Linked DNA regions of Homo sapiens: region 2 is linked to region 1. The links are chromatin loops, found by intact Hi-C in ENCODE. Cell type or tissue: mammary epithelial cell. All regions are shown on one strand. Links, peaks and the distances in the headings refer to the core of each region. The heading gives the core; the rest is flanking DNA. Region 1 has its middle 6.9 kb from the start of TRMT2B. Region 2 has its middle 17 kb from the start of DRP2.

Region 1 (11,089 bases), core at 549-8,548:
CCTCCCAAAGTGCTGGGATTACAGGCATAAGCCACCACCCCCAGCAGATCTGCCACTGATAAGCTGTGTCCACTGAGCAAGTTATTTAATTACTCAGTGCTTCAGTTTCATCATCTGAAAAAAAATGTCCACAATAATTTTACCTACCTCATACGGTTGTGACAACGATTAAATGAGTTAATACACACAAAGTGCTTAGAATACAGTAAGTACACAAAGTTAGCTATTATCATTCAAAATAAGTTGATATACTGTGTGTTCATACATTCTGAAGAAAATAAAAATATTTTACCCCAAAATAAATGTATTTGCCATATGTTTGAAATGGCTGCCTCAGGACCAGAGGACTGAGATGGGGGAAATTTGCATCTGTAGAGAACCTCCTTGAATACAGCCAAGCTTCCCATTTCTATGCCTTACCTGGATCCAGGAGAGATTGAGAGTCTGACATCTTTAAAAGTTTGAAAAGAAGCATTTACCAGCTATTCTTTCGGAAGGAGGCTTCCTCTACATGACAAGGCCACCTTCACAAACCAAGTCTCTTCCTTTCTTCCATAACCTATCTTGCCACTAAAACCTGTTTTTGTATATACTCTGAGTTCGTCCACATTCTTTCTGTAATTTCTTACTTTTTTTTTTTGAGGTGGAGTCTCGCTCTGTCACCCAGGCTGGAGTGCAGTGGCGCGATCTCGGCTCACTGTTGCAAGCTCCGCCTCCCGGGTTCATGCCATTCTCCTGCCTCAGCCTCCCAAGTAGCTGGGACTACAGGCGCCCGCCACCACGCCTGGCTAATTTTTTGTATTTTTAGTAGTGACGGCGTTTCACCGTGTTAGCCAGGATGGTCTTGATCTCCCAACCTCGTGATCCACCCGCCTCGGCTTCCAAAAGTCCTGGGATTACAGCCGTGAGCCACCACGCCCGGCTTTTTTTTTTTTTGAGATGGAGTCTCGCTCTGTCACCCAGGCTGGAGTGCAGTGGCGCGATCTCGGCTCACTGCAACCTCTGCCTCCCGGGTTCGAGCGATTCTCCTGCCTCAGCCTCCCTAGTAGCTGGACTACAGGCTTGCACCACCACGCCCAGCTAATTTTTGTATTTTTAGTAGAGACGGGGTTTCAACATGTTGGCCAGGATGGTCTCGATCTCTTGACCTCGTGATCTGCCCGCCTCGGCCTCCCAAAGTGCTGGGATTACAGGCATGAGCCACGCCTGGTCTCTTTCTGTAATTTCAAGATGATATATAAGCTTCTGTTAATTATTGGGAGGTTGGGTCTCCATGATGAAGGCTCCCATGTGTACATGTTAAATAAATTTGTATGCCTTTTCTCCTATGAATCAGCCTCATATCAGTGATATTTTAGTGAACCTTCAGGGGCCAATGACTTTGGCCCCCACAACACACACACACACACACACACACACACACACACACACAAACACACACGTGTATGTTTCTTGTTTTTTAAAGAGAGATTTCACTTCCATCCTAAACCCTTGAGGAGGTAAATGTTTGACTCAAATTGCCACTATCCTAACTGCTCTCATGGCTCATAAGCAAAATTTGAACTCAAACCACTGCTTCAGCCTTCTAGGCCCATGCAGGGCTATCAAGTGAGACCAGGCCAGAGAATTTACCTTTGGCTCTATTTTCCCTTTCTCATCTTTTAATCCCCTCTTATATGGCTAGACAGCTCTACACCTTTTATCACCTCCTCTTCCCCTTTCTTCCCCTTCCCAAGCCCTTCTGCTCCTTTATCACTTCTCGTTTTGGCCTTCTGTGTTGTGCCTAGCACAGAATCAGGTGTCCCATACGAGCTCAATAAATATTAATATTTGATTAATTAAACTGAATTCCATCTTGTCTGCTGAAAGAGAGAAGGCATTTCCTCCCTCACCCCCACCTATTTTGAGCATCCAGGCAAATTCATTTAAAGCAGGCCTGTCATTCAAGGAGGAAAACCCTGAGGGGTAGAGAGAGAAAAGAGATTAAAGCAGCTATAATGTAATTATTTAGCCATTAACCCCTTTATATTTATTTAATCTGGTAAAGCATATTCTACTATAAAAGCGAAATCATTACATTTGTAAGAGGGGAAAGAAATACCCCGTATTATAGGAAAGGTTAGACCCTTCAACCAGAAAGTCAGTAAGTGGATATGTCATAGATGATAAGGAATATTGTTAACTCAAATAAGAGCTGGAACCAAGATAACCTTTTACTTAATTTTGTTATTAGCAAACCAAATCACAACAAAGTGAAATCCCTAGGAATTTGTCAAACATTCTCATTTTGGTGCAAGGAAAAGATAGCTGAGAGGCTACAGCATTCGCTCTCAGAAATAACATATTAAAATTTACCAAGCAGGAGCATCGCCATCTTGGACAAGCACCACAATTCTAAAGTTCTCCTTGATCAAAAACCACCTAAGGCCGGGTAAGGAGGCTCATGCCTGTAATCCCAGCACTTTGGGAGGCTGAGGCGGGCAGTATCACCTGAGGTCAGGAGTTCAAGACCAGCCTGGCCAACATGGTGAAACCCCGTCTCTACTAAAAATACAAAAAGTAGCTGGGCGTGGTGGTGCATGCCTGTAATCCCCGCTATTCAGGAGCTGAAACAGGAGAATTGCTTTTTTTTCTTCTTTTTTTCTTTTCTTTTCCTTTTTTTTTTTTTTTTTTTTTTTTTTTGAGATGGAGTTTCACTCTTGTTGCCCAGGCTGGAGTGCAATGGTGTGAATTCAGCTCACTGCAACCTCCGCCTCCTGGGTTCAAGCAATTCTCCTGCTTCATCCTCCCAAGTAGCTGGGATTACAGGGACCTGCCACCACACCTGGCTAATTTTTTGTATTTTTAGTAGAGACAGGGTTTTGCCATGCTGGCCAGGCTGGTCTTGAACTTCTGACCTCAGGCGATCCACTCACCTCGGCCTCCCAAAGTGCTAGGATCACAGGCATGATCCACCGCACCTGGCCAAGAATTGCTTGAACGCAGGAGGCAGAGGTTGCAGTAGGCTGAGATCGCGTCATTGCACTCCTGCCTGGGCAACAATAACGAAAGTCCCTCTCAAAACAAAAACAAAAACAAACAAACAAACAAAAAAACACCTAAATCCAAAGGGCATCAGCCTAATGGCTAAGGTCAACATGACCATAAACCGTAAATGACATCTCCAACCAGAAACATTCCAACCATAAGATAAACCCCTCCCCAACCAGAGACATGCCAGCCCCAAGTAACCTCCCCTCCAACCAGAGACATTCCAACCCTGCAATAAACTTCTCCCCACCACAGTAACATTCCAAGCCTGTAATAAGCTCCCTCACCCTAAAACCAATAAATACTCTTAGTCTGTAAGAGAGAGCACTCCTGACCAAAATCGGCCAGAAGACCCTCTCCGGTTGATTATCCAAAATAAACCTGTCTTTGTCTGTTGAGCCACTTTTCATGTTTCTTTCCTCTTTCTTTAACTCTTACAAAAATTAGTTGGCATTTAGGGCTGGTTTGGTTCCATTAAACAAGTTCTTTGGTGCACCTAGGACTGTGCTATATGCTATGAGGGATAGATTCACAGACCACACCCTCAAAGATTGTATGACCTGATAGGAAGATAATACTCAGTGTGAGAATACACAACTATTGGGGCTTTGGTAAGTCTCAGAAAACAGCCACCATCTTGGTACCAAAGGAAGGAAAAGAATGTGATAATTGAGTTGAATGCATAGGATATGAATAATCTGAGAGGAACTGGGACTGCAGCATGAAAAGAGGAAATGAGTAATAATTGTACAAGGCCCATGAGGAGGCAGACCTGGCTAGATAAGAGTTTGGTGCTTAAGCCATTGGCCATTGGCTGATCAGATAGACAGGTCAGGGAAAATAACAAAGGGTCTGGAGGGCTGGGATGAGGAGTTTGAGCTAGTTCCTGTAACAATAGGAAGCTAATGAAGAGTTTTTGGGTTTTTTTTTTTTCATAAGATGTTTCTGCAAGATAACTCTAGGAGCTGTATATAGATGGATTTTAGGATGTAGTGATGCAATCACCTGACCGGTTCTTCCTGCTCACTGCACAGACAAAATCAATTCACTGAGACCACAGCATTGCAGTAAAGAAAGAGTTTAGGCCAGGCACGGCAGCTCATGCCTGTAATCCCAGCACTTTGGGAGGCTGAGGTGGGCGGATCACCTGAGGTCAGGAGTTCAAGACCAGACTGGCTAACATGGGGAAACCCCATCTCTACTAAAAATACAAAAATTAGCTGGGTATAGTGGTGGGTGCCTGTAATCCCAGCTGCTTGGGAGGCTGAGGCAAGAGAATCACTTGAATCCAGGAGGCGGAGGTTGCAGTGAGCCAAGATCACGCCACTGCACTCCAGCCTGGGTGACAGAGAAAAACTCCATCTCAAAAAAAAAAAAAAAAAGAGTTTAATTGATGAGAGCTCGGCCACAACATGTAGGAGATGGAGTTATTACTCACATCAATCTCCCTGAAAATTTGGAGGCTAGAATTTTTCAAAGATAGTTTGGTAGGCAGTTATAGTTATATGCATACACAGCTCTACACCTTTCATCACCTCCTCTTCCCCTTTGGTTGGGGATGCAATCATAGGGGTATGGAAAATGGCCCTCTTGGACTGAGTCTGCTCCTGGGTCGGGACCACAGTAGGTGTGGGGTGGGACAATTCAGTAAGTGTGGGGTGGGACTCAGAATCCATATGTGTTACAATCATCCAAGCTGATTATGTTGCAGATGTCCCTGACCATATTTTGAGAAAATTTTGCAGTATGCAGTATAGCTTGCCTTAGCACAGAAACTTATGACCTCCCATCTGAATGTATGCAACAGTCTCCCTCAGCTTCCAGGTCACTGAAACTGCCTTTGCAAAATGATGACATTAAGAGAAATCTGACATGGTTGACTCCATCTTGCCTTCAACTTTCAAGCTGTCCTTGGCCATTCATGGGCATGGGCCACGCTAACTTTGAGAGAAAATTAGTTTATAGTTTAAATGATAACAGCCTTTCCCAAAAACTAAACCACCCTTGTAAAACTAATGAAAGGCCACCAACCAGGTTAGGAGGATGAGAGGGGCCTGCATTATACTAAGATGTAGGCATAGTTAAATGATTTCCAGCCATTATTCCAGAGGTCACAAAATATGCAACTATTCCAATTACTCCTGCAGATAACATGACTATTGTAGAACCTCAGATTGGCCTTTTGAGATGTCTCCAGGTCTTTTGGATGTCTGACACCCATGGCTCCACCTGTACCCACCAACCACTCCTGTGGTCCCACCCAGAAGTGACTCAGTGCAAGAGGAGAGCTTCCAATCCCTATGATTTCATTTTCAAACCAAGCAATCAGCACCCATTGCCTAGCCACCCCCACACCTTCCCCCAAACTACCTTTGAAAAACCCCTAACCTTTGATACTTTGATACTTTGAGGAGATGGTTTGGCTGGCCTTGTGTCAATTAAACTCTTTCTCTACTGCAATGTCGTGGTCTGTTTTGTTTGTGCAGTGGGCAGGAAGAACCCATAGGGCAGTTATAGGGTTCAGGAATATCTAGGGTTGTAACAAGCATACCAGGTGATGCCCATTAAAATCTGAGCTCCGACTACCACACACCAACTGAAATCTCAGATGAATTAGTTGGAGATCAAAAAAATCAAACCATAGGCCAGGTGCAGTGGCTCACGCCTGTAATCCCAGCACCTTGGGAGGCCGAGGCAGGCAGATCACCTGAGGTCAGGAGTTCAAGACCAGCCTGGCCAACATGGTGAAACCCTGTCTCTAATAAAAAAAGAAAAAAAAAATTAGACGGGCATGGTTGCAGGTGCCTGTAATCCCAGCTATTCAGGAGGTTGAGGCACGAGAATCGCTTAAACGTAGGAGGCAGAGGTTGCAGTGAGCCGAGATGGCACCACTGCACTCCAGCCTGGGCAACAATCAAATCAAACCATAAAAGCCCTAGAATAAGATGTAGATGATTATGCATCTAAAATTTGGATGGGAGAAGACATCATAAACTTAAAAGCAGCAGAAAAAAAACACTAAGTAGGTAGATTTTACTACTTAACCTTAAGAACTTGACATGACAAAAATATAATTAACAAAATGAAATCATAAAAAACAAGCAGAAAAATATATACAAGTATAGCAAAGAGTCATTATCTTTCTTGATAAAAAGCTTACATAAACTTACAAGAAGAACACGATGTCCTCAATAAAGACTTTGACAAAGGCATGGAGAGAGAATTTCCAGGAAAAGAAATCTGATTGCTCAGTAAGGTGTTTTGTTCTAACTCACTAGTAATCACAGAACATGCAAAGTATACAAACTAGATAATACTCTTTTACCTGTGAAGTTAATTAAGATTTAAAAAGAACTGTGCCAGGCACCGTGGCTCACGCCTATAATCCCAGCACTTTGGGAGGCCGAGGCAAGAGGATCACTTGAGCCCAGGAGTTTGAGACCAGCTCGGGCAATATCAAGAGACCACGACTCTACAAAAAATTAAAAAATTAGCCAGGCGTGGTGGCGCATGCATGTGGTCCCAGCTAGCAGGAGGCTGAGGTGGGAGGATTGCTTGGGCCCAGGAGGTCAAGGCTACAGTGAGCCGTGACAGTGCTGTGCTAGTGCACTCCCTGGGTGACAGACAGCGAGACTCTGTCACACACACACAAAAAAAAAGGAACACATATTTCTCAAAGTAGACCATGAGCAGTGAGGCAGAAACCTTCATACACTGCCTGTGGGATTGTAAATTGATGCTTCCTAGAAAGCAAATAGAATCACAAGTCTTAAAAAATTTCATAGCATTTGCCCCAGAAATTCTCCCTCTAGGAATCTATTCTATGAAAATAGAGATATGGGCCAGGTGCAGTGGCTCACTCCTGTAATCTCAACACTTTGGGAGGCTGAGGTGGGCAGATCACTCAAGGTCAGTAGTTCCACACGAGCCTGGCCAATATGGCGAAACCTCTTCTCTACTAAAAATTAAAAAAAAAAAATTAGCCGGGGGCGACAGCACACACCTGTAATCCTAGCTACTCGGGAAGCTGAGGTGGGAGAATTGCTTGAACCCCGGAGGTGGAGGTTGCGATGAGCTGAGATCACACCACTGCACTCCAGCCTGGGTGACAGAGTGACTCCGTCTCAATAAAAAATAATAATAATAAAAGGCCCAGGCACAGTGCCTCACGCCTGTAATCCTAGCACTTTGGGAGGCCAAGGCGGGTGGATCACCTGAGGTTGGGAGTTCAAGACCAGGCTGACCAACATGGTGAAACCCCGTCTCTACTAAAAATACAAAATTAGCCGGGCGTGGTGGCGCATGCCTGTAATCCCAGCTACTCGGGAGGCTGAGAGAGGAGAATCTCTTGAATCCAGGAGGCAGAGGTTTCGGTGAGCTGAGATAGCGCTGTTGCACTCCAGCCTGGGCAACAAGAGTGAAACTCCATCTCAAAATAATAATAATAATAATAATAATAATAATAATAATAATAAGATATTGGCTTACAAGTCAAATAAATGCCAGTGATAAATATAGTTTCTAGTGACAGGAATTGTCTTATCTATTATTTAGGGTCATACCTACCAGCTATTAACATACCCTTGAAACCAAACTAGTAATCAGATGGTCATTTGTAACTTGAACAAATGGAGCTGAATGGGTTTTTTTGTTTGTTTGTTTGTTTGTTTTTTAGGTTTCGCTCTTGTTGCCTAGGCTGTAGTGCAATGGTGCAATCTAGTCTCACTGCAACCTCCACCTCCCGGGTTCAAGCGAGTCTCCTGCCTCAGCCTCCCAAGTAGCTGGGATTACAGGCATGTGCCACCACGCCTGGCTAATTTTTGTATTTTTAGTAGAGATGGGGTTTCGCCATGTTGGCCAGGCTGGTCTCAAACTCCTGACCTCATGTGATCCGCCCATCTCAGCCTCCCAAAGTGCTGGGATTACAGGCGTGAGCCACGGTGCCTGGCCGGCTGAATGGTTTTAAGGGAGGTCTTTGACTGGGTTATTTGTATACCAGACTGGGTTATTTGTGTCCTGTCATTTGAATAGTAGTGCATAAACACTGACTCTCCAATGTTCTTTTTTTTCACCATCTGTAACTAGTTATCAGAATCTTCTGTCATTACAATATTACCTGCCTCCTGTTCTCATTACATGTCACGGTTTCCAAGGTAACAGCTGTCTTACATGAATTACATTCTAGGTTGGTAGCTCCCAGGTGAGATATTGGGAAGCATCTTAATCTTATTTGCATATATCTACAAATTATATTTACCAGAAGTCGCTTCTGGGAAGAGTCACAGCTGGCTAGTTTCATCCATTGTGAGCCTTTTTTTTTTCTTAATTTTTTCAATTGAAGAGTTTATCATTTCCCAAATTATGTGTCTGATTTTCCTCTAAACTGTGTCTCTTAAGTTTGGAGACACATATTACTTTGGGGGCCCTTCAGTTCACTGATAAACATCTAGGGTTTCTGATGATAGTACTTAGGAGAATGGCACTGAAACTAACAAAAATAGGGAAATCAGAGAGGGAGTCTTTTGGGAGAGGGAGGAAATAGTGGAATTGAGTGAAGGTCCAGTAGGCATGTAGAGAAAAAGTTAACATAACAGGAAAGCTCTTATGTTGTCTGTGGCAGGAATTACCTTGGAAACTGTCACCAAACTACCTAGCTACCTTTATACTTCTGGTTTCTAGGGTAACACAGATATTTACTACCTTACATTTACATGGCTGGTGCTGATGTTCATTTTCTCACTTTTTACAGTCCCAACCCTTTGCTTTTTATAGTGTTGAAATTTGCAATTGAATGTTAATAGCATTCCAGTACTGGTGGCTCATTCCTCAAAGCTAGATGTAGACAAATAGCATAGGAACTTCTATCCTGGGTCCTGCTCCACACTGGAATGTCATCAGTACATGAACCTGGGCTTCATGCCTGAGACTCAACACCAAGGGCACAAATTCTACAACTCCCCAGAGGCTATAATTTCCATCCTCTCCAAATCATCATCAGTAAACTCTTAATAAAGACACTACTTTCTACTTTTCTTCCTTTTTTTCTCCTTCCTTAGACTAGTCAAGCGAAGCAGTGGGAGTGGAGAAGTCTACTTACTTTCTTTTTTCTGAAACAGGATCTCCTTCTGTCACCCAGGCTGGAGTGCAGTGGTGTGCTCACAGTTAATTGCCGCCTTGACCTCATGGGCTCAAGTGGTCCTCTCACCTCAGCCTCCCAAGCAGCTGGGACCACAGGTACGCACCACCACACCCAGTTAATTTTTTTTTTTTTTTGAGATGGACTCTCGCTCTGTTACCTAGGCTGGAATGCAGTGGCACGATCTTGGCTCACTGCAACCTCTGCCTCCAAGGATCAAGCAATTCTCCCTGGCTCAGCCTCCCAAATAGCTGGGTTTATAGGCGTGCACTACCATGCCTGGCTAATTTTTGTATTTTCAGTAGAGACAGGGTTTCACCATGTTGGCCAGGCTGGTCTTGAACTCCTGACCTCAGGTGATCTGCCCATCTCGGCCCCACAAAGTGCTGGGATTACAGGCATGAGCCACTGTGCCCGGCCCCAGCTAATTTTTAAAAATTTTTTGGTAGAGACACCAAATTCGCCATGTTGCCCAGACTGGTCTCGAACTCCAGGGCTCAAGTGATCCTCCCAGCTCAGCCTCCCAAAGTGTTGGGATTACAGGCGTGAACCACTGCACCTGGCCTTTTTAAATTTTTTTTTTAACATTTATTTTAGGTTCAGGGGTACATGTGCAGGTTTGTTATATAGATAAATTGCATGTCTCAGGGGTTTGGTGTACAGATTATTTCATCACCCAGGTAGTAAGCATAGTACCTGATAGGTAGTCTTTCTTTTTTCTTTCTTTCTTTTTGCTTTTTTTTTTTTAAACAGGATCTCCCTCTGTCGCCCAAGCTGGAGTGCAGTGGCACAATCTCGGCTCACTACAATCTCCACCTCCCAGGTTCAAGAGATTCTCCTGCCTCAGCCTCCTGAGTAGCTGGGACTACAGGCACATGCTACCACGCCTGGCTATTTTTTCTATTTTTGGTGGAGATGGGGTTTCACCATGTTGGCCAGGCTGGTCTTGAACTCCTGACCTCAAGGGATCTGCCTGCCTCAGCCTCCCAGAGTGCTGGGATTACAGGCATGAGCCACCGCGCCCAGCCCCAATAGGAAGTTTTTCAATCCTCCTCCCACCCTCCACCCTCCACCACCAGACCCTGGTGTTTATTGTTCCCCTCTTTGTGTCCATGTGTACTCAATGTTTAGCTCCCACTTGTAAGTAAGAACACGTGGTATTTGGTTTCCTGCGTTAATTCACTTAGGACATGATCTCGTTCTTTTTTATGGCTGTACAGAATTTCATGGGGTATATGTACCACATTGTCTTGATCCAGTCTATCGTTGACGGGCATTTAGGTTGACTCTATATCTTGGCTATTATCCTCACTTTTATGTTCCATGATTCTGTAAAGAAACTGGTAGATGAGGCCAGGCTGAATGGCTCACGCTTGTAATCCCAACACTTTGGGAGGCCGAGGTGGGCAGATCACCTGAGATCAGGAGTTCGAGACCAGCTTGACCAACGTGGAGAAACCCCGTCTCTACTAAAAATACAAAATTACCCGGGTGTGGTAGCGCATGCCTGTAATCCCAGCTATTCAGGAGGCTGAGGCAGGAGAATTGCTTGAACCCGGGAGATGGAGGTTGCGGTGAGCCAAGATCACGCCCAGGCTGGGCAACAAGAGCGAAACTCCATCTCAAAAAAGAAAGAAAGGAAGAAACTGGTAGATGAAATACTTTCTGCCCCATCCCCATTGCATTATCAATATGTGTTATTTGGTTTCTGAACTTTTTTTTTTTTGAGACAGAGTCTCATTGTGTTGCCCAGGCTGGAGTGCAGTGGTGTGATCTCAGCTCACTGCAACCTCCGACTCCTGAGTTCAAGCGATTCTCCTGCCTCAGCCTCCCAAGTAGCTGAGATTACAGGCATGTGCTACCATGCCCGGCTAATTTTTGTATTTTTAGAAGAGCCAGGGTTTTGCCATATTGGCCCAGCTG
Region 2 (11,089 bases), core at 1,041-9,040, 140 kb after region 1:
GATGCCTTTCATCCAGATTCTTCAGTGTGGCAGGCATTATTATAATAGTCTCATTTTACAGTTGAAGAAACTATAAGCTCTGAAAGATTGAATAATTCACACAAAGTCATTCATAATGGAGTCAGGTCTGCCTTTCAGATCTACTAACACCAGAGTCTATGGGTTTTTTTCATTACACCATTTTGAGAATAAAATCATATGGTATTGCAAGCTGCTCCTTGTACTCTTTCTTTTTTTTTTTTTTTTTTGAGATGGAGTCTCGCTCTGTCACCCAGGCTGGAGTGCAGTGGCACGATCTCGGCTCACTGCAACCTCCACCTCCCGGGTTCAAGTGACTCTCCTGCCTCAGCCTCCTGAGTAGCTGGGATTACAGGTGCCCGCCACCACGCCTGGCTAATTTTTGTATTTTTAGTAGAGATGGGGTTTCACCATGTTGGCCAGGCTGGTCTCGAACTCCTGACCTCCTGATCCGCCCGCCTTGGCCTCCCAAAGTGCTGGGATTACAGGCGTGAGCCACCGCATCCGGTCTCTTTTTTTTTTTTTTTGAGATGGAGTCTCACTCTGTCTCCCAGGCTGGAGTGCAGTGGTACAATCTCGGGTCACTGCAACCTCCACCTCCCGGGTTCAAGTGATTCTCCTGCCTCTGCCTCCCAAGTAGCTGGGATTACAGGCACGTGCCATCACACCCAGCTAATTTTTGTATTTTTATTAGAGACGGGGCTTCCCTATGTTAGCCAGGCTGGTCTCGAACTCCCAACCTCAGGTGATCTGCCCCCCTTGGCCTCCCAAAGTGCTGGGATTATAGACGTGAGCCACCACACCTGGTGCCTGGTACTCTCTTAAGAAAAATATCTCCTTTTTAAGATTATTAGTATCATAAGATCTAATACCTTGAAGCAGATAATATAGATACTGCAAGTATGGGCTATAATATAATAAATCACACTAGGGTGAGGAAAATTGAAAGGTTGTTCTCCACTTAATGCTTTAACATTACCAAATTAATGTTGTCTTCAATTACCACTTTCCCACACTAAAAATTAAAACTAATCACTATGTATAATTTAAACGTTTTGAATTATTGCCCTGAGCTTAATCTTAGTTTAAAACAATTGAAACACACCAGAACTTTCTTCAAAGAAAAATGTATTTGAAAACTCCTGGTAAAAATACTGATTCCTCTTTTAATGATAAAAGATAAAACACACTCTTATTGGAGCAGAGAATAATGACCACTTTTGTTTTATAAAACATGTGTTTCCCTCACCCCTAATTGAGTACACATGCTCCAGGAAAAAAATCAGGGCCAAATACTGCTAATAATGAAAGGGAAGAATATTAGGATCATAATTTAATTAGCTCTAAGGATCTCTTTGCTCATCGCGAAATAAAAGGATCAATGATCCCTTTGAGCACTTGAAAGCTTTTCCTGTCAATTAGCCATTGTGACTAGATTGGCTATTTAAAGGCATGCTTTTCAAACTGGGTATGAGTACTCCCAGGGAAATTAAAAACTGTATAAATATACACACAATCACAGAGTGAGGAATGGCATTTTTTACTCAGATTATTTGCCAAAAACAAAGTATCCTGAATTGGGTCAGAGCAAATCTTCTGAAGAATATATGATGTCTGTATGGCATAAACTAATATCTGGGAGTAGGAAGAAAATTCTCTCTTCTGCTTTATTATACTTGGATACCACATCCAAAGCAAAAAATCTAAGCAAAAGAAAAGCAAAATAATCTGTTTAGAGGAAGATTTAATCAATTTGAGAGAGAAGCAATTATTTTACTTATCTAATTTGAATGCTGGGATAACATACTTTTTTCTTGAAGTGTTCAGTGGGACCATTAACCATTTTTTTTTCTTTTTTAAATTGATATTGTCTTTTTAAATATTTTTCTTCTTTTCTTTCTTCCTTTCTTTTTTTTTTTTTTTTTTTTTGAGATAAAGTCTTGTTATATTGTCCAGGCTGCTCTTGCACTCTTGGGCTTAAGCAATCTTTCTGCCTCAGCCTCCCAAGTAACTGGGACTACAGGCATGTGCCACTGTGCTTAGCTAATAATTGTTTTTTTCTTTTCTACAGTAAAAGTTCACAGATCTCAAGCGTAGCTCACTTAATTCTCTCTCTCTGTGTCTCCCTCACACACACATCTCTTTCTCTCTCACACACATACACACACACAATCATTTAACTACCTACCACCCAGATCAAGATGTAGAACCATTTCCAGTACCTCAGAAGACTTCTTCATGCCCCTTCCCACTTGATACTCTCGAAGGTAACCACCGTTTTAACTTGTATCACCATAGGTGTATTGCCTGTTTTAAAACTTCATTTAAATGGAATCAAACTATGTACTTATGTATTTGACTTTTGCTAAACATTATTTTCTTTTTCTTTCTTTCTTTTTTTTTTTTTTTTTTTTTTTTTGAGAGAGTCTTACTCTGTTGCCCAGGCTGGAGTGCAGTGGTGCGATCTTGGCTCACTGCAACCTCTGCCTCCCAGGTTCAAGCGATTCTCCCGCCTCAGCCTCTCGAGTAGCTGGGATTACAGGCACGTGCCACCACGCCTGGCTAATTTTTTGTATTTTTAGTAGAGATGGGGTTTTGCCATGTTGGGCAGGCTGGTCTCGAACTCCTGACCTTAGGTGATCTGCCTGCCTTGGCCTCCCAAAGTGCTGGAATTACAGGCATGAGTCACCACACCCAGCCAACATTGTTTTCTTGAGATTTATCCATGTCATTGCACATTCTAGTAGTTTCTTCTTCTTTTTAGCTGCTATGTACTAATTCCATTGTGTCAATTTACCACAATTGGTTTATTCATTCTAGAGTATAAATGCATTTGAGTTTCCAGTTTTTGAATTATGAACAAAATGGATACGAACAGTCTTGTACATATCTTTCATAGAATATAAGCACTCATTTTGGTTGAGTTCATATGCAGGAGCGGAATTTCTTCGTCATAGAATGAAATGTATGTTTGGCTTTTGTAATAACTGCCAAAGTGATTATGTGTTTATTTACATCACCACCAGCAATGTATGACAGTCTCAATAGCTCTATATCTTCATTGGCACTTGATTTTGTCCATCTAATTTAACCATTATGTTGGATGTATGGTAGTATCACAATGTCATTTTAGTTTGCATTTTCCTGATGATTAATGATGGTGAGCATCTCTTCATAGGTTTATTGACCATATGGATATCTTCTTTCGTAAAATGCCTGTTCAGGTATTTTACCTATTTTATTACTGAGTTTTTGTCTTTCTATTGTTTTGTAAGATTTCTATATTTTTATTTTTTATTTTTTTAGAGACGAAGTATCACTCTATTGCCCAAGTTGGAGTGTAATGGTGCAAACCTAGTTCACTGCAGCCTGAAACTCCTGAGCTCAAGTGATCTTCCTGCCTCAGCCTCTTGAATAGCTGGGGCTACAGGCGTGTGCCACCACACTTGGCTTTTTTATTTTTTTTTTTACTATTTTTTTGTAGAGATGGGGTCTTGCTATGTTTCCCAGGTTGGTCTTGAACTCCCGGCCTCAAGCGATCCTTCCGTCTCAGCTTCCCAAAGTGCTGGGGCTACAGGTATGAGCCACCACACCTGGCCCAGTTCTTTACATATTCTAACTGCAAGTCCTTAGTCGTATGTATTTCAGAAATCTCCCAGTCTATGGCTTGAATTTTCGTATTCTTAATGATATCATTTGACCAGAAGTTCTTAATTTTAATTAAGTCCAATTTATCATTTCTTATTAGTTAGTACTTTTGATGCCCTACTTTAAAAATCCTTGCCTATCCCTAAGATCAAGAAGATACTCTTCTATGTGTTTTGCTAGAACAGGAGTTGACAAACTACATCCCAAAGGTCAAATGTGGCCCAGATAATGTTTTACTGAATCATAGCTACATCCATTCATTTATGTATCGTCTATGGTTGCTTTCACACTTCAGCATCAAAGTCAGTGTGACAAAGACCATACGAGCCACAAAGCCTAAAATATTTACTATCTGGCCTTTTACAGAAAATGTTTGCCAACCTCTGTTGTTCTAGATCATTTAGATCTATTACCCATCTCAAATTAATTTTTGTGTGTGGTTTGAGATAGTTCATTTTTTTCTATATAGATATCCAGTTAACCCATCACTATTAAAAAAAAAAAAACTCTAACCCTTTCCCACTGAATTGTAATGGTGCCTTCACCATACATCTGATGACTGGATATGGGTGGTTCTCTTTCTATATTCTATATAGTGCTCCATTGGTCTATTTGACTATCATTGCATAAATACCATATGGTCTTAATCACTGTAGCATTATAACAAGTCTTGATACCTAATAGTGTAAGCCCTCCAGCTTCGTTGTTGTTGTTGTTGTTGTTGTTGTTATTTTGAGACAGAGTCTCGCTCTGTCGCCCAGTCTGGAGTGCAGTGGCGCAGTCTCAGCTCACTGCAAGCTCCGCCTCGCAGGTTCACGCCATTCTCCTGCCTCAGCCTCCCGAGTAGCTGGGACTACAGGTGCCCGCCACCACGCCCGGCTAATTGTTTGTATTTTTAGTAGAGACGGGGTTTCACCATGTTAGCCAGGATGGTCTCGATCTCCTGACCTCGTGATCCACATGCCTTGGCCTCCCAAAGTGCTGGGATTACAGGCGTGAGCCACTGCGCCCGGCTGTTGTTGTTTTAAGATTGGTTTTTCTAGGACCTTTGTGTTTCCCTATAAATTTAAATTTTATTGATATTATTTTTAATTGACAAATCATAAGATATACATTTATGGGGTATAATGTGTTGTTTTGGTATATGTATGCAATGTGGAATGATTAAATCAGGCCAATCATCTTGTTGATTTCCAGAAAAAAGAGCGTGCTGGTATTACTTTTGAGATTGTGTTTAACCTATATATCAATTTGGGTAAAATTAACATTAAAATAATGAGTTTTCTAACCAATAAGCATAATATATTAATCTATTTATTTAGATTTTTTAAAATTAAAGCAATATTTTGTAATTTTCTATCTTATGCAGCTATTTAATAATATTTAAAAATTTTTACTGTCTTTTCATTTTCTCCAACCTTGAAAAAAAACCCCATCCTACCACATCTACTTTGTTTTTCTGTTAGACATGAATTTTTCTTAAATATTGTGTCCTTTTTTAAGTCTTCATTCCCCCCAGCTCATAAGCACAATGAAGCATCATATTATGGCTGATAGTAAATGGAAAGAGGGATAATTAAAATCAGTGTACTCATATTATTACAAATTCACCACCAAATCTTAAGATGAATTTGAAAGCTCTAGGAGAGCTTTTTTTATCCTACCATTCACTATTAACACTAGGTTCCATACCTTTTTCTTCAGTACACTTAGATTAGGGGAAGAAATGTTAGCAAAACCCACTTTGGTTATCAGCCATTTCTGCAATTACCACTAAAGCAACCCATTTAGTGCTTTGATGGGCCTATAAAAGGAAAACCTCTTCCAGTGTATTTAAAGAGGTAGTAGACTAGAAGAGGCTATTTTCTTAGCAAAATTTTGACCCGAGGCTCTCAGTCTAATGGTATACCCTTTAGCGTTTATTCATTATGCACAAAATTAACTCCCTCTCTAGAGGTGGATTCTCCTTATGTCTTTTTCTGTTCAAGAATTTCATTAGGAAATTTTGAGGAACTTCATTTCTGAAAAATCATTCAGCCTAAACCCTGGTTTCGAACTTTAGGCTGATTCTTCTGAGTTCTTTGAAACTTTGTTTTTTTCTTTAAGTTCATCTTCTAGTTTAATGCACCTAAGAGTTTCTGAAGTGTTTATATTTACTTTATCTGGTTTGAACTTTATAACTCCCTAAGGCAAAAAGCATGCATATGCGCAACATGCGTGTGCACACACACACACACACAAGCTCTAAGAAATTTCTGCTCTCTTTTTTCTCAGACTTTATATATTCAAGGTCACCTTTTTGTTGGAAAGATTCCCAACATGATCTGGTATAGGGAATGATTTTTAAGATTAGTGTGAAACTCAAATGGCATCCTGATTTTTCAATTCAGAGGTCTCCACATTTTTAGTTCTCTTGACACTAGTCAGTATCTACTATAGTTCCTAGCCTACCGATTTGCCTCTGCTTGCTCCAGCTGAAAAGTTTCTCTCAAAGGAAAGCATGCAGAGAATGCTAAGGATTATTTCTAGAATCGTTTTATTGTGTTTGGAAGCCTTGGCTCAGGCTGCTAGTCATGCAGATCATTTTAGTTTATCTATATTTAGTGCTGCTACAGCATGCCTATCTGACCAGATTATCTCCAACTTTATGGGATGGTAAGGACAAGAATATAGTAAACAAGATGGCCAAAATATACTTATTTATGCTATCTCCCTATTGGTTCTGATTCTGCCCTCTGAAAGTGCAGAGAATAGTTTCAATTCCTCTTCTACATAATAGCTCTTTAAAAATTTTAAAATAGCTGTGACTTTTTTTCCTCTTTGCCCCAAGCCTTCTCTTTTTCTAGTGTAAGCAACTAGATCTTTACTATCTTGGTCATCCTCAACAAGTCATCTAATTAATTGGTATTGTGCCTGATGTTATCTACTTTTAAAATATAGACTCAGATCAGACCTTGTTGAGCAGCCATGTTTGTTCATACAATGGAATATTATACAGCAATAAAATGGATGAATAATTTCTTGCATAGGAATGGGTGAATCTCAGCGATATAATGTTGAGTGAAAGAAACCAGACACAGAAGAATATATCTTGATTGCGTATATGTGAAAGTTCAAAAAACAGCAAAACTAAGTCAGGGCATATGGGTTCATGCCTGGGCAACAAAGCAAGACCCTGTCTCAAATTAAAAAAAAAAAATAAGCCACTAATGTTCAGGGATGCATGTTTAGGTGGAAAAGCTATATATATAAAAAAAAGGGCATGATTCTCCTAAAAGGCATGTTAATGATTACTTAAGTGGAAGAGAAAGGCCTTAGTGGTTGGCAGGGGGATTCTGGGCTGCTGGAGATGTTCTTTTTCATGACCTGGGTGCTGGTTACATGGCTGTTTGATTCCTGGTAAACCATTGAGTTATATATTTGTGTGCTCACTTTTCAGTATGTGTTATTCTTTACAATATAAAAGGTTAAAAGGCCGGGCACAGTGGCTCACATCTGTAATCCCAGCACTTTGGGAGCCTGAGGTTGGGGGGTCACTTGAGCTCAGGCGTTTGAGACAAGCCTGGCCAACATAGTGAGACCTCGTCTCTACTAAAAATACAAAAAGTTATCCGGGTGTGTGGCACATGCATGTAATCCCAGCTACTCAGGAAGCTGAGGCACAAGAATCGCTTGAACCTGGGAGGTGGAGGTTGCAGTGGGCCAAGATCATGCCACTGCACTCCAGCATGGGTGACAGAGTGAGACTCTGTCTCCAAAAAAACAAAAACAAAAGCAAAAAAACCCAAAGCTTTGAAAAAGTACAATGCTTTGTTGTTTTCAACCCTCTGTTGCTATTCTGGTAATCGTCACTGTTTCTCAAAGATTGTCAATAGAGAATCAGTAGTTTCATCTTTAAGTTCTTTTAGGTCTTATTCAAAGTCCAGCTAGGTAAAGAGAAATTACTCTTGGTGTTCCAAAAAGGGAATTTAATAAAAAGAATTAGTTGGCCAGGCGCAGTGGCTCACGACTGTAATCCCAGCATTCTGGGAGGCCGAGGCAGGCAGATCACCTAAGATCGGGAATTCGAGACCAGCCTGACCAACATCGTGAAACCCCATCTCTACTAAAAATACAAAAACTAGCTGGGCGTGGTGGCATGCACCTGTAATTCCAGCTACTCGGGAGGCTGAGGCAGGAGAATCGCTTGAACCCGGGAGGCGGAGGTTGCAGTGAGCTGAGATTGTGCCACTGCACTCCAGCCCGGGTGACAAAGTGAGACACTGTCTCAAAAAAAAAAAAAAAAAAAGTTACTGGCTGGGCACGATGGTTTACCTGTAATCCTAGCATTTTGGGACAGAGGCAGAAGGATTGCCTAAGGCCAGGAGTTTGACACCAGACTAGGCAACATAGCAAGACCCCGTCTCTGCAAAAACATTTTTAAAAATTAGCCAGGAGTGGTGGTGCATGCCTGTAGTCCCAGCTACTCGGGAGGCTGAGGTGGGAGGATAGCTTGAGCCCAGGGGTTTGAGGCTGCAGTGAGCTGTGATCATGCCATTGCACTCCAGCCTGGGTGACAGAGGGAGACCCAAACTCTTAAAATAATTGGTTACATATTGGGTACAATGTATACTGCTTGGGTGACGGGTGCACTGAAATCCCAGAATTCACCATTAAATAACTCATCCATGTAACCAAAAACTATTGAAATAAAATTAGTTACAGAGATTTCGGATACATGGCATAGTAAAAGGGAGTGGGACAAAAGGAAGAAGAGTGATACCCAAAAATCAGAAACTAATAGTCCTGAGGTAGAGCCCACAAGCTTGTAACTTTTGTTGCACTGTTAGAGACATTATCACAATCAGTCTAGATCTACCCAAGTATTACCACCTTGATTAGGGCTGAAAATACTATTGCTATCACTACAACTCCTGCCAGCAACTGACACCCATTAGAGCCAAAAGCACTAAAAAGTTATAATTGGTAAGCATCTCTAAAATTGATAATAATGGTCACTACCTCTTTGTGTTGTTGAAATTAAATGTGTTAATGTATGTGAAGTGTTTAGAATGGATGCTGACCCATAGAAGACAAAATAAATGTTAGTTACTGTTATTGTTACACGGCTAATCTTTTAAAAAGTATTTATTGAATACTTATTATTTGCCAGAAACTGCGCTAGATGCCTAGGGTTGTCATGAGAATGAATTCAGAGAATGCATGTAGAGCAATCAGCACAGTACCCCCGTATGGAAATAAGCAGAAGCCAAGAGATATATTGAGTAGAGAATGCACCCTGCTGGTTGGTAGGGGTAAGGAAGGGGAAAAGATCATTTTTTTAAAAAGTCAGACATGAGTCAGTGGCATGATCTTGGCTTACTGCAACCTCTGCCTCCCAGGTTCAAGTGATTCTCTTGACTCAGCCTCCTGAGTGACTGGGATTACAGGTGCCCACCACCATGCCCAGCTAATTTTATTTATTTATTTATTTATTTATTTATTTTTAGTAGAGATGGGGTTTCACCGTGTTGGCCAGGCTGATCTTGAACTCCTGGTCTCAAGCAATTCCCCCACCTCAGCTTCCCAAAGTGCTAGAATTACAGTCGTGAACCCCTGTGCCCAGCCTCCCATTACATTTCTTTTCTTTTCTTTTTTGAGACAGAGCCTTGCTTTGTCACCCAGGCTGGAGTGCAGTAGCTCAATCTCGGCACACTGCACCCTCCATCTTCCAGGTTCAAGCGATCCTCCTGCCTCAGCCTCCCGAGTAGCTGGGCCTACAGGCGCATACCAACACGCCCAGCTGATTTTTGTATTTTTAGTAGAAATGTGGTCTCACCATATTGGCCAGGCTGGTCTCGAACTCCTGACCTCAAGTGATCCGCCTGCCTCGGCCTCCTAAAGTGCTGGGATTACAGGTGTGAGCCACCGTGCCTAGCCCTCCCATTGCATTTCTAATGTCATAAGTAAATCAAGAATGGAGGAGGAAGAATATGATATCCTCAGGGAAAGATATTTTAGCTAGTGATACTGTTGTAAACCCTGGCAAGAAACCCCTCACTAGCCTCACAGAGCAAAGCTTACATCAGAGAAAAATCCATCGCCAACAATCTGTCACGTGGTACCTCTTCTTAGTTCTATTTTCTCATTATGTCTTAATAGATCTTATCTCTAAAAAAATACTAATTCCAATACAAATGTTAGGATCAGTCCTAACACTTGAATATTCATTCAGCAACTATTTATTGATCTTATACTATGTGTATTAGTGTGCTCAGGCTGCCATAACAAAATACCACAGACTGGGTGGCTTAAACAACAAAATTTATTTCCACACAGTTCTGGAGGCTGGAAAGTCCAAAATCAGGGTGCTGGCCAATTTTGTTCCTAGTGAAGTCTATTTTCCTGGCTTTTCCAGAGAGCTAGGTTTTTTTTAAGCAACATACTACTATTTCTTAGTGTTTTTCAAACCTGCCACCTTTTAGTACCCACTACCACTACCCTAGATGTGGTTCTGATTTCTTATCTAGACCCGTGCTAGAGCCTCCTAAATAGTCTCCTTATCTCTGCCAATCAAACGTCCATACTCCTGCCAGAGTTCTCTGTAAACGTGAATTGGATTGTGTTTCATCTGCTTAGAACGCCTCATTGCCTAAAAAAGAAAGTTTAATTCCCTTAACATGGCATTCAATGTGCTTCACAAATCTGCCCCACTCTACCTTGTTCCGGTTTCTTTGGCATCACTCTCACTGCTCTGATGGCCTTCCCTGTAGCCCCACTAGACTATTAACTTTCCTGAACTTGAATATGAGAACAATGCACTTGCATACCTCTGCACACTTGCTCATGCTGTTTGCTCAGCCTGGAATGCTCTTCTCTGCCTAGTGACTGGCAGATATCAGCCCCTCTTGCAAGTCTCACAGACGCTATCCCCTTTTGAGGTCAGAATTAATTTCTCAGTTCCTGCGCTATCAGGCTGAGGTTTTCCAAGAGCAGGAAACAGTGATAAAAAGCAGTAGTAATAGTAATAGCAGTAGCTGCAAGCTTTCAGTAAGAGGATATCTTTTGGCTAGCTTGGACAGAAGAAAAGACTAGACAACGTGGGTGCTTGGTTCATCTCTGTGGGAGTCAGGAAGTATAATCAGATTCACATGGGTGAAAGAGGCTGTCTTTTTGCTTTCAAGATGAACTACACCTAACCCATCCCACACTATCAAAGGAGAACTCTTTGAGCATGTCTTGCAGAAAAGAAAAATAATCATAGAAAAGTACTTGCCTCTGCCTCATACCTCCCCCTCACTGTGAGCCTTCTTACCCTAAGTGGGAGGTGTGTGGAACTCTGAGGAATCTGGAGAGTGTACCGATACATGGGTTCATAGCTTGTTGATGCTTAGGGTTCATTCTGCTCAGTCTGCCATTGTCCTGCTTCTCTCACAATTAGATT

Evidence for each region. Peaks named below come from ENCODE experiments on the same cell type or tissue, not always from the same donor. Only the 100,000 strongest peaks of a DNase experiment are listed, where the experiment ranks them.
Region 2: it touches region 1 in a loop (6-fold over the local background); 7 of 110 quality-filtered maps call a loop at or near these places.

Annotation. Positions count from the first base shown.
Region 1 is chrX:101,053,507-101,064,595 of GRCh38, forward strand. No RefSeq gene overlaps it. Among named protein-coding and RNA genes, the nearest start is that of TRMT2B, 6.9 kb to the left of the region's middle. In mammary epithelial cell, for the core only: no CTCF peak of the experiment used is centred there; a DNase peak (open chromatin) is centred at 3,785.
Region 2 is chrX:101,197,738-101,208,826 of GRCh38, forward strand. No RefSeq gene overlaps it. Among named protein-coding and RNA genes, the nearest start is that of DRP2, 17 kb to the right of the region's middle. In mammary epithelial cell, for the core only: a CTCF peak has its summit at 8,938; no DNase peak of the experiment used is centred there.